Regions from separate parts of the Homo sapiens genome. Here region 2 is linked to region 1. The links are chromatin loops, found by intact Hi-C in ENCODE. Cell type or tissue: PC-9. All regions are shown on one strand. Region 1 overlaps REXO5 (RNA exonuclease 5). Region 2 overlaps POLR3E (RNA polymerase III subunit E).

Evidence for each region. A loop is a pair of places that touch in the nucleus more often than their neighbours do. Peaks named below come from ENCODE experiments on the same cell type or tissue, not always from the same donor. Only the 100,000 strongest peaks of a DNase experiment are listed, where the experiment ranks them.
Region 2: it touches region 1 in a loop (18-fold over the local background); 2 of 110 quality-filtered maps call a loop at or near these places.

The regions. Positions count from the first base shown.
Region 1 is chr16:20,847,525-20,852,524 of GRCh38, forward strand. It overlaps REXO5 (RNA exonuclease 5), which reads left to right. Exons shown (of 20, transcript NM_030941.3): 20 at 1,875-2,141. The coding sequence ends at 1,956. Among named protein-coding and RNA genes, the nearest start is that of REXO5, 43 kb to the left of the region's middle. In PC-9, CTCF peaks have their summits at 2,531 and 2,737; a DNase peak (open chromatin) is centred at 4,297; H3K27ac peaks cover 1,289 bases.
Region 2 is chr16:22,318,992-22,323,991 of GRCh38, forward strand. POLR3E (RNA polymerase III subunit E) reads left to right here. Exons shown (of 21, transcript NM_018119.4): 14 at 3,859-3,940. Among named protein-coding and RNA genes, the nearest start is that of POLR3E, 24 kb to the left of the region's middle. RefSeq lists enhancers at 2,721-3,268, 3,269-3,818. In PC-9, CTCF peaks have their summits at 2,437 (motif pointing left) and 2,637; a DNase peak (open chromatin) is centred at 2,450.

The DNA.
Region 1 (5,000 bases):
ATTTCCTAGCATAAAGTTCTTATAACATGCATCTGAGGACCATTAGGGAGATGGTCTACCTACTGGGCACCTTTGAAAGAACCGCTTTCTCTGAAAAGCAGAAACAAGTATTAGGTGCTTACATTGAGGGGAAAAAAAATCTTAGACCAACATACTTTAAACAGGCTTGTGGGTAAGCTAACAGGAACAGGTTAAAAAGTGACCACAAGTTGCCAGTAAAAGCTTTTTGGTTAAGATGTGGGCTCTGGGGAACAGACAGACTTGCTCCTCAGGGGCAGTGTATGGTGGTAGGTGGACTGGGTTTTCATGTTCTCACGTAGAATACTTAGATTACAGTCCACCATTGTTTAGGTAAACTAAGTCAAGAGTAGCCCAAATCATTGTTCTTCCTGGATGTTCCACAGAGGGTGAAGCCAGAGGAGGAAGTGCTGGGGTCAGGGAGCAAAAACACTTAAGTTGTGACTGAGACAAAGGTCCTAAGTTTGACAAGTCAGTAGAATTAAGCACCCCCTGGAAGCAGCAAATCCTGTGGTGAAGAAACCTGAACTACTCCTATCCTTTAAAAGTCACATTCTGATTTCTGTAGACATATTGATCAAACTCAGCAGCAGTAGCATGCATTTCCCCAGGCTGTGGAAGCTTGCTGTGTGACTGACTTCTCTGGGCCTTGTTTGTGCAGTTGTGTCCGTGATGGCAGCAGATACTCTTGGGAAACGTTGGGGAAAAAAGGAATAGCAAAAACAATAGAAGGTTTCCTTAGGCTGGGGTCTTGATGCAGCTCTTAATCCTTACATTTTTGGTAGCTTCTTAAATTAATATTGAAAACAACAGTAATGTATTAAACCCAGGTACTGTGCTAAATGCTTCTATATGCATTTTTGGTTGAGGTTGTCAGAATCTTTACTGAACAAGTGGAGAAAAAGTCTCAGATTAACCAATTTTCCTAGGGTCACATAGCTAGTAAGTGCATAGTCAGGACTTGTACCCTGATGGTGTGTCTGACTCCAGAGCAACTCTCCTGCCCTCAAAGCTCTAGTTCTCCATACACAAAAGTCTAGTGTTTGCATGTTTAAGTTCATACATCAGGTGGAGACAGATTCTGTGTTTGTCTTTGCTCATTTCTACCTGCTTTGCCTCAGAGAGCTCCTCAACGCTGACCCAGTTCCATGAATATTCATTACAAGGTGGCAGGGAACTAACAAGTATTGAAGGCTCCTAAATTCCAAGCACCACACCAGGTTTTTTACAACAAACATTGTTAAATAAGTTAATGTTTTGTAACTTTTTTAAACAGCCTCTGGCACCTAGCAGGTGCTACAAAAGTATGGAATGAACAAAGACTAAGACTCTTTAACAGCAACTTATAAGGGATCTAATGACAGATTGCTATTATTGATATCCTGGTTCTGTCACTTAACAGTTGTGTGACTTCAGCAAGTCATATAATGTCTATGAGCTTTTTTATTTTTTAAATGAGGATAACACTTGTACCTACATCAGTGAGCAGTTTTGAGGATTAAATGAGACAAGTGCTTAGAACAACTCTTGGCATGTAGTAAGTGCTCAGTGTATGTTTGCTATTGTCGATAGTCTTCACCAAATCCCTGTGAGATAGTAATTTAAATATTTCATAGTTTTATAGATATGCCTCATATCTCTTAATTGGTAAAGGTAGGATTTGAATCTAGACCTCTGAGACTCATCAGTGCTTTTTCCATTAAACCATCTTCAGCAGGCAGCTTTCCATAAACCTTCCTGCCCTTGCCCCATGGCACACACACATACTTGGAAAAATATCTCCTCTAACTAGGCATTTATAACCATTCATTCAACCTTATGGATAAAAACATACCTTTGTTTCTTATTTATTGCAGCACTCATGGTTCACTCTCTGGTCTAGGACTGATGGGAATAAAAGAGGAAGAAGAAAGCGCTGGCCCAGGCCTGTGTTCGTGAGTCGGCCTGCCATGTTTCCATGTGCCATTTCTTACCCCTTGTAGGCAATGGCAAAGAATGTGGTCAGGCTGTAGCCTCCCCAACCAGCAGACAGCTTTATGGAAACTTGGTATAGCAGCTAAAAGAGTTTAGTTTGTTTATATGGCATGTATAAGTTTTCAATAAATGCCTAAAGTTCAAGCATAGTATGGGGATGTCCACAGATTGTTTCTTTGTGTCATTGAGTTTATGTGCATAGGTGCGGTACAAGGTGCTCATTCCATGTAGCACCCCTATTACGTGGTATATACTGCTAAGGAAACCAAGAGGAGTGATTACTCAGAAAACCAGCCGATTATGCAATTTGTCAAAGTTGTAATGTCTGTGAAGCAAATTTCTTTAAACTGTTTTCTTATTGACAACTCTTAAAAAATTGAAGGACAATGATAGCTGAACTGAGAAATCTGGCAAGTCCACCAGGCAGTGGAGTGGAAGATTCTTTTAGTTTTTTTAACCAGCCCTGGAAACCCCTTCCATTCCACGTTTAGGAATCCTCCTTCCCTTCAGAACATGACTGCAGTGCCACCCTTCACCAGTAGGTGCCTCCATCACACCATCTCTCCCTCTAGGAACTGGAAACTTGAAATTCAGTAAAAGCCGTTTTAATCAACTCTCAAACTGATAACAATCTGTGTTGGAAAGGACATGGGGCATAGGCACCCAATTCCAAAACTACTAGAAATATTAACTGCCCTCCAGAAAAGATGAATCTGGCATACAGTATGTATCATACCCAAAAACCTCGTAAATTGCTCTGTACACTGAGACCCTGCAATTCTACAGCATTATCCTAGGATACTAGGATAGCTACACAAAAACATGTAATGAAGGAGCTATCAGAGGGTTATTACAATGGAGTTCTAGGTAGCCAGTTCTAATGTGTGTGTGAGAGAGAGTAAATAAAATCTTCGGTGAAAGAGATCTTCAAGAAGAGGCAGTAGACCTCTGGATCCAGAATGCTTGACTTTGAATCCCAGCTTTTTAAATTATTGTGTGAACTTGAATAAATTGCTTAACATTTCTGTGCTTGGGATAATAATGGTATGTATCCGAGAGGATTACAGATTAGTGAGATTATACATTCACAGTACTGTATATTATTTGTTGTATGAAGTCTGGAGGGATACAGAATAGCATGTAGTTTGAGTACACTTTTGTAGGAGAAAATATACAAAGCTATACATAGGCTTCTAACAAAACCTGCAAGGCTATATGCCAAAACGTTAATAGTATTTATCTATGGCTAGTGCCATTGACAAATCAGGTTTTAACAAATGCTTTTCTGTTGTAGACTCGATTTTTTTTAACATTCAACATATATTGCTTTTATAATTGGAAAATAATTCTTACCACCTGCTGTCAGGAGAAGAAAAGAAGAGAAAGATAATTCTACTTAAAATTAACTCTTAGGGTTGGGCAGTTGGAGCAGTGTTTAATCTTATAAATGTAGCTTCATAAGATCTGGTCCTATATGAAAGTTTAAATGTAGCTTCTGTAAGATCTGGCCCTATGTGGAACCAGAACTGAAGAGCTTGACTTGGGATCAGACACCGCAACTTGATTCAAGTCCCTTCATCAGGAGGAAAGTTCCCTAGGTGAATTGCCAACTTCCGCTGCAAGGCCCTGAGAACAACTTGAAACTGACAGTGTTGTTGGGTTCCTTCCTGCCCAGCTGAGCTCCAAAGCTGTGAGAGCTTAGCTGCTGTTTACCTCTTGAGGCTCAAGTCCTGAGAGATAAATTAAGTGTCTGCCTCGGATATGAAGAGGCCTGGGTTGGAGCTTCACCTCCCACACACACCTGAGTATTTTGGGGCAAGTCACTTAACCTCATTTGAGGCTATTTCCACAGCTGTATAAAATAAGGAAATAACTATTTTGATTATTGAGACATTTGTGGAAAATAACACAGTAATGCACTATGTGTGAATTAATTTCCCTCTCTGGGCCTGTTTCCTCACCTTTAAAATAGGGGAAATTAGTACTTCATAAGGTTATGAGGATTAAACTAGGAAAAGTCAAGATTGAGTGCTGAATAAATGACATACTATTTTACTAGGGATCATCTCCCTGTACCAAGAGCACTCCACTTGCTCTCAAGAATAGCCAAGGCCATCTTTTTCTTAGGAAAAAGGGTAGGGGTGGAGGTTTCCCCAGGGATCCAACTCCAGAACTCTGCAGAGATGGGCCTGCACTACAAGGCCTCTGAGACTTCAGTCTGCACACTCTGTTCTTTAGCCTGATGCTCCACCTTTTGGAAGCCAAAGCTGCCAACTTGGCCTCTTGCAAAACACACATTCCATTCATAAGTGCGTTTGTGCATTTTTCCTCCCACACCCTTCTAGGCAGCCAGCGCAGAGCTGCCAAGGCAGCTGCTGGAGAAGCAGCTTCTTATGGGGGAAAAGCAACTCCAAGGGCTTTTACAGAACTCATGGTTTAGGCTTTGAACACATTACTCCCATTTTCTGGTCTCCTTGACCATAGGGGGGGTTGTTCATTTCTTTTTGCCCCCCTTTTTGTAAATAACCTCTTCCCTATTAAAAGGAAACCTATTAATGAAAATTTGAAAAATACAGAAAAATTTAAATCACAACTGATCCCACCATCAACAGTCAATGACTGCCAATATTTTATAATCGATCAACTTTTTCCATGATGATAGAAATTCTATTATTCAAAAGCAGAGTTTTAATAGCTGTGTAATATTCTAGCATTGATGTATGCCATAATTTCTAAAACAGTCCCTTTTGTTGACCTTGGAAGTTGTTCCCAAATGATGCTGCCAGTGATATCCTTGCACATACATCCTTGGGAGATATTTCTTTTAGGAAAAGTGCCTAAGTGAAATTATTGGGTTAAAGAGTACGAACACATGCTTTTAACTCCAGAAAGGATTTTACTGTTTACTAGCATAGATTTCTTTCAAATTTTTGCCATTTAAAATTTTTCATTGTATATTTAATGTCTGCTTATTTGAATACCCTTTAGATTGGCATCCTGCTTTTTTT
Region 2 (5,000 bases), 1.5 Mb after region 1:
GAGGCAGAGCTTCACTCTTGTTGCCCAGGCTGGTGTGTAGTGGCGCAATCTCGGCTCACTGTAACTTCTCCCTCCCAGGTCCAAGCAACTCTCCTGCCTCAGCCTCCTGAGTAGCTGGGATTATAGGTGCCCGCCACCATGCCCAGCTAATCTTTGTGTTTTTAGTAGACACGGGTTTCACCATGTTGGCCAGGCTGGTCTCGAATCCTGACCTCAAGTGATCCACCCACCTCGACCTCCCAATGTGTTAGGATTATAGGCGTGAGCCACCGGGCCCGGCCTACGCTGTATTCTCTTAATGGGAGCATTTGGTCCTTTTAAATTTAATGCAGTTACTAGTGCTTTGGGTTTAAATCTACAGTGCTTTCTATTTGTCCTGCCTACATTGCATTTAAACTGTTTTTTGTTTTTTTGTTTTTTTTTTTGAGACAGAGTCTCGCTCTGTCCCACAGGCTGGAGTGCAGTGGTGCGATCTCGGCTCACTGCAAGCTCTGCCTGCCGGGTTCACGCCATTCTCCTGCCTCAGCCTCCCGAGTAGCTGGGACTACAAGGCACCCGCCACCACGCCCAGCTAATTTTTTGTATTTTTAGTAGAGATGGGGTTTCACTGTGTTAGCCAAGATGGTCTCCATCTCCTGACCTCGTGATCTGCCCGCCTCGGCTTCCCAAAGTGCTGGGATTACAGGTGTGAGCCACTGTGCCTGGCCGCATTTAAACATTTTTTAAATTGACACATAATGTACATATTTATGGGGGCAGTGTGAAATCTAAATACATGTATACAATGTAATGATCAAATCAGGGCAATTAACATATCTATCCCCTCAAACATTTCTCATTTTTGTGTTGGGCACATTCAAACTTCACTTTTCTAGCTATTTAAAATTATACAATAAATTGTTCTTAATTATAGTCACCCTGTAGTACCCTTTGTCCTGCCTACATTGGATTTTTATATCATTCTTACCATCTGCTGGATTCATTTCTGTTTCTATTTTTTCCTGCTAACTTGGAAGTTACACTGTTTGGGCTCATATATTGATTACCCTACAGTTTTCAGCTTACATTCATGACTTAACACATTTTAATGTTAATTGCTGCTTTTTACCCCATTCCAATCTATTCAGAGATCTTAGAATATTTTATATCTATCCTCATACTTACACACTGCTAGATTGGTATATATATATTTTTTTACCTTTTTAATTTGCCAATCTTCTCTAGTGTTCCAATTTTAGTATATGTACTGCCGAAGAGAGCACAGGATTGGTGTATTTTTATTTTTTTTTTGAGATAGTCTCTCTCTCTTGCCCAGGCTGGGGTGCAGTGGCACAGTCTCAGCTCACTGCAACCTCTGTCTCCCGGGTTTAAGCGATTCTCCTGCCTCAGCCTCCCAAGTAACTGGGATTATAGGCGCTTGCCACCACGCCCGGCTAATTTTTGTATTTTTAGAAGAGGCAGGGTTTTGCTGTGTTGGCCAGCTGGTCTTGAACTCCTGACCTCAGGTGATGCACCCATCTCGGCCTCCCAAAGTGCTGGGATTACAGGCGTGAGCTACCGTGCCCGGCCTGGTGTATTTTAATTCTCTGTATGTTTTCAGCCCCATAAGACATTACTGTATCCAGTCAATCAATATTCTTTACTCGCATGTTTATAATTTAGTCATCATTTCTTTCTGCATCTCTAAGTTTCTATCTGGGATCATTTCGTTCTGCCTAAAGAATGCTATAGTATTTCCTTTAATGTGGGTCTGTTGGTGATGCATTTCCTTGGTTTTTGTGTGTCTGGAAATGTCTATTTCACCTTTGTTCTAGAATTCTAGATTGGTGGTTATTTTCCTTTCCACGCGTTGATATGATTTTGTTGTGTTCCGACTTCATTGTTTCTGTTGGCAGTTTTGTTCTTATTCCTTTGAAGGCAGCCTGCCTTTGTTTTCCTCTGGCTGCTTTTAGGAGTTTCTCTGTTTTTGGTTTTCTACGGGTTCGTTTAGATGTGTCTTTAAGTGTGAATTTTTTACATACTCTGCTGGGGATCACAGGTCTTGAGCGTGGGGCTTGATGCCTTTCAGTGGTTTCTCTTCGGCGAATCCTCCCCTAGACCATGTGCTGCCTCCACGAGACCATCAGTTTCAAGGGATTAGGGATGTCTGTTTTGACTCCTGCTTTATGTTCCCAGTACCCGGAATAATGCCTGGATATTACCAGTGCAGACCCTTGGTAAATAATGTGGCTACGTTTTACTTGAATTATATTGATTCTGAATGATGTAGCATTAATTGCATTAATAACTCACTTTTTAAGTAATGTAGTTTAAGGTGAGCAATGTGACAAAATGTGAAATGTTGAACATTTTAAGAAAATACAATGCCTTGAAAGCTCCTCATAGTTGTAGAGTATATTCGTGTTACTGCCACCTGGTGGCGCCCTTGCACTGCTCCACAGGTGCCCAGCGCAGTTTGTCAGCACCTTGCGGCTGTTGTCCTTTGTTACACGTTTTCATCATGGAAGGCTTTTGCAATGGCGCATCGCGTATTACATAGGACCACGTGTGTATATTTACACCATAAGTGAATGAAAGCCAAGAGGGGTCCTCCCGTCACACACCTGAGGACACTGGCCCAGAGAGGCATGGGACTTGCCAAAAGTCTTGCAGCAAGGCAGCCGCAGAGCCCTGTTAAAACCTAAGCCTCATGGCTCAGCCCTGGGCTCTGCACCCAGCACTGCATGTGTCCCCTGGAGGTGCTGCCCCTTTTAGTTTCGCCCTGTCCTGGGGACTGGAAGGTAGGGACTTGGGGACTGTGGGCATTTCACCTGCCCCGGCACTTCTGTAAGCCCTACTCTGCTGCTGCCCATGCTGCCATGTCAGGGGCCCCTGGGTGAGGGTCCTGTGTGTGCCTGTGAGGAGACAATGCAAAATCCATGCCTCCATTCAGTCACTATGGCTAGACTGCTCGTTCTGTGCCATGGACCGGGCTCTCATTCAGACACTGCCCCTGGGGATGGCGGCTGTTACATTTGAGCTCCCTGAATGCAGAGATCATGGCATGGACCAGGTTTGTTTGGTCAGCACACACTTAATAGGTACCTTCGCTGTGGTGGCAGCGATGAGCCACATCGGCAGAGTCCGTGTCCCCACAGAGCGTGGCCTTGCAGGATGAGTGACAGTTGGTTGCCAGGTGGACCTGAGCAGGGGGAGGAGGAGGGCTTGGCAGCAGAGGGAGGGACAGTCAGAGCACAGGTGCCGCAGCAGGGGCTGAGCCGGGGTTGCAGGGCCTGTGGCTGGAGCTGGGTCAGGGCTACACTCTGGAGATTCTCGTGCCCTGCTGTCCAAGGCCCCGGCCTTTCCTCTGAAGTTCCCTGAACCTTGAGTGCTGAGCCTGTTCTCTCCGAGGGCTAACATGCCTCCCCTGCCTCTGACCTCGGTTCATGCCCACCTGCCCCTTTCAGCAGGTGGCCAAGGGCTTGCAGATGGCTTCATCCCTGGTTCTCTTGGTGTCACGTGCAGGGACCAGTTGTCTTCCAGAGTCCTGGGCTCCTTGAGGTCCCGGGCTGTTCCTCACCTTGTCTGTCTCTGAGCCCGTGACCTCTCCCTGAATGTGCAGGGGTCTTAGGATGAGGCTGGTGTGCATGGCGGGTTGAGGGGTAATAAGAGGAAGAACTGGGGGGATGTGTGGGGTAGAGGGGTGCTTCTTTCCCATGTCTGTGTTCACAGATGTGGCTCCTAAGGGGAGGTCTTGGGGCTCAGGCCTGTACCCAGCCCACGGTGGAAAGAAGCATGGACTGGGGCTTGGCCGGGAGGGGTAGCGGTAGAGGGGGCTCAGGGCAGGGACTGACCTGCCATCCTCACCTGCATTGGCAGTGACATCCTATACCCCAAGGACTCGTCCAGCCCTCACAGCGGCGTGCCTGCTGAGGTGCTCTGCAGGGGCCGAGACTTCGTTGTAAGTACCTTGGGTTCTCTGGACTCACGGTGGGGGCGTGGGAAGAGGGGGGCAGCGGTGCAGGGCTTCTGAAGACCGGGGCCCGGCAGAGGCTCCAGGTGGAGGCGGGTGTGTGAGGAGGCCCTGGCCTCTGCCTTTCTCCTCCTTCCTCTCAGAAGCCTGGAGTCTCGGGCTGGAAAGAACCTTCCAGTTCCTCTAGCGCAGTCGGGGGGTGGGTCAAGAAGCACGTTTCATTCGGCCTGAGTGGTGGTTTAGAAATATTGCCTTGGTTGTCAGATTTTATAAATTGAAATTTTGATGTAAAAAAAATCTTGATGCTAGACAGATGTCTAGCTGTCAAGGGTAATTGGACTCCCTGACACCCCTGGGGCCACTTCCCCACAAGGCGCTGGCGGTCTCCAGTTCACCACAGTCCCAGGTGCCTTTGCCTCCCTTGTGCCTGTCCCTGGAGTTTGGGACTCCTGAGCTGGTGTCTCCCTTCTTCCCATCACCCCACCCATGGCCTCCCTCCCAAGGCCTGGAACTCCATGCAGCTGGGAGCCACAGTCTTCCTAGGCTTGGTGCTGGCTGAAACGTGCTGCCCAGGAGCTGTCCCACACCCCTTGGCACGCTGGTGTGCCGTCCCAGTCACAAGGCAGCCCTTAAGCTGAAGGAAGCATCTGCCTCTTCTCTTCCTGAAGGAGCCTCCCCAACTCCTCTGGGCAGTCGGTGTCCAGGTGCCCGAGCAGCATCTTTGCTCCTAGGGGTCAGCATGTAACAATCACCACTCCCAGGCTTGCCTCCCCAGATACAGTGCCGTTTGCCCCCAGCTGCCCCTGCCCGCCCCGCTCCAGTGTGTAGACACTGTCAGAACTGGCGGCTTGGTGGGGGTGTGGTCCAGTCTATGTTAGCGTAGGTGATAGTCATCCATTCCCTGTGTCTCTCAGCCAGCCACCCTTCTCTCTCCCAGTCACCCCACAAATCTAATCAGAGTGCAGGGGAGCTGTTGAGGCAGAGTGGGGGCTGCAGGGGGCTGAGAGCTTCTGGAAGGATGGGCGGCCTCCAACCAGCCATTAGCAGC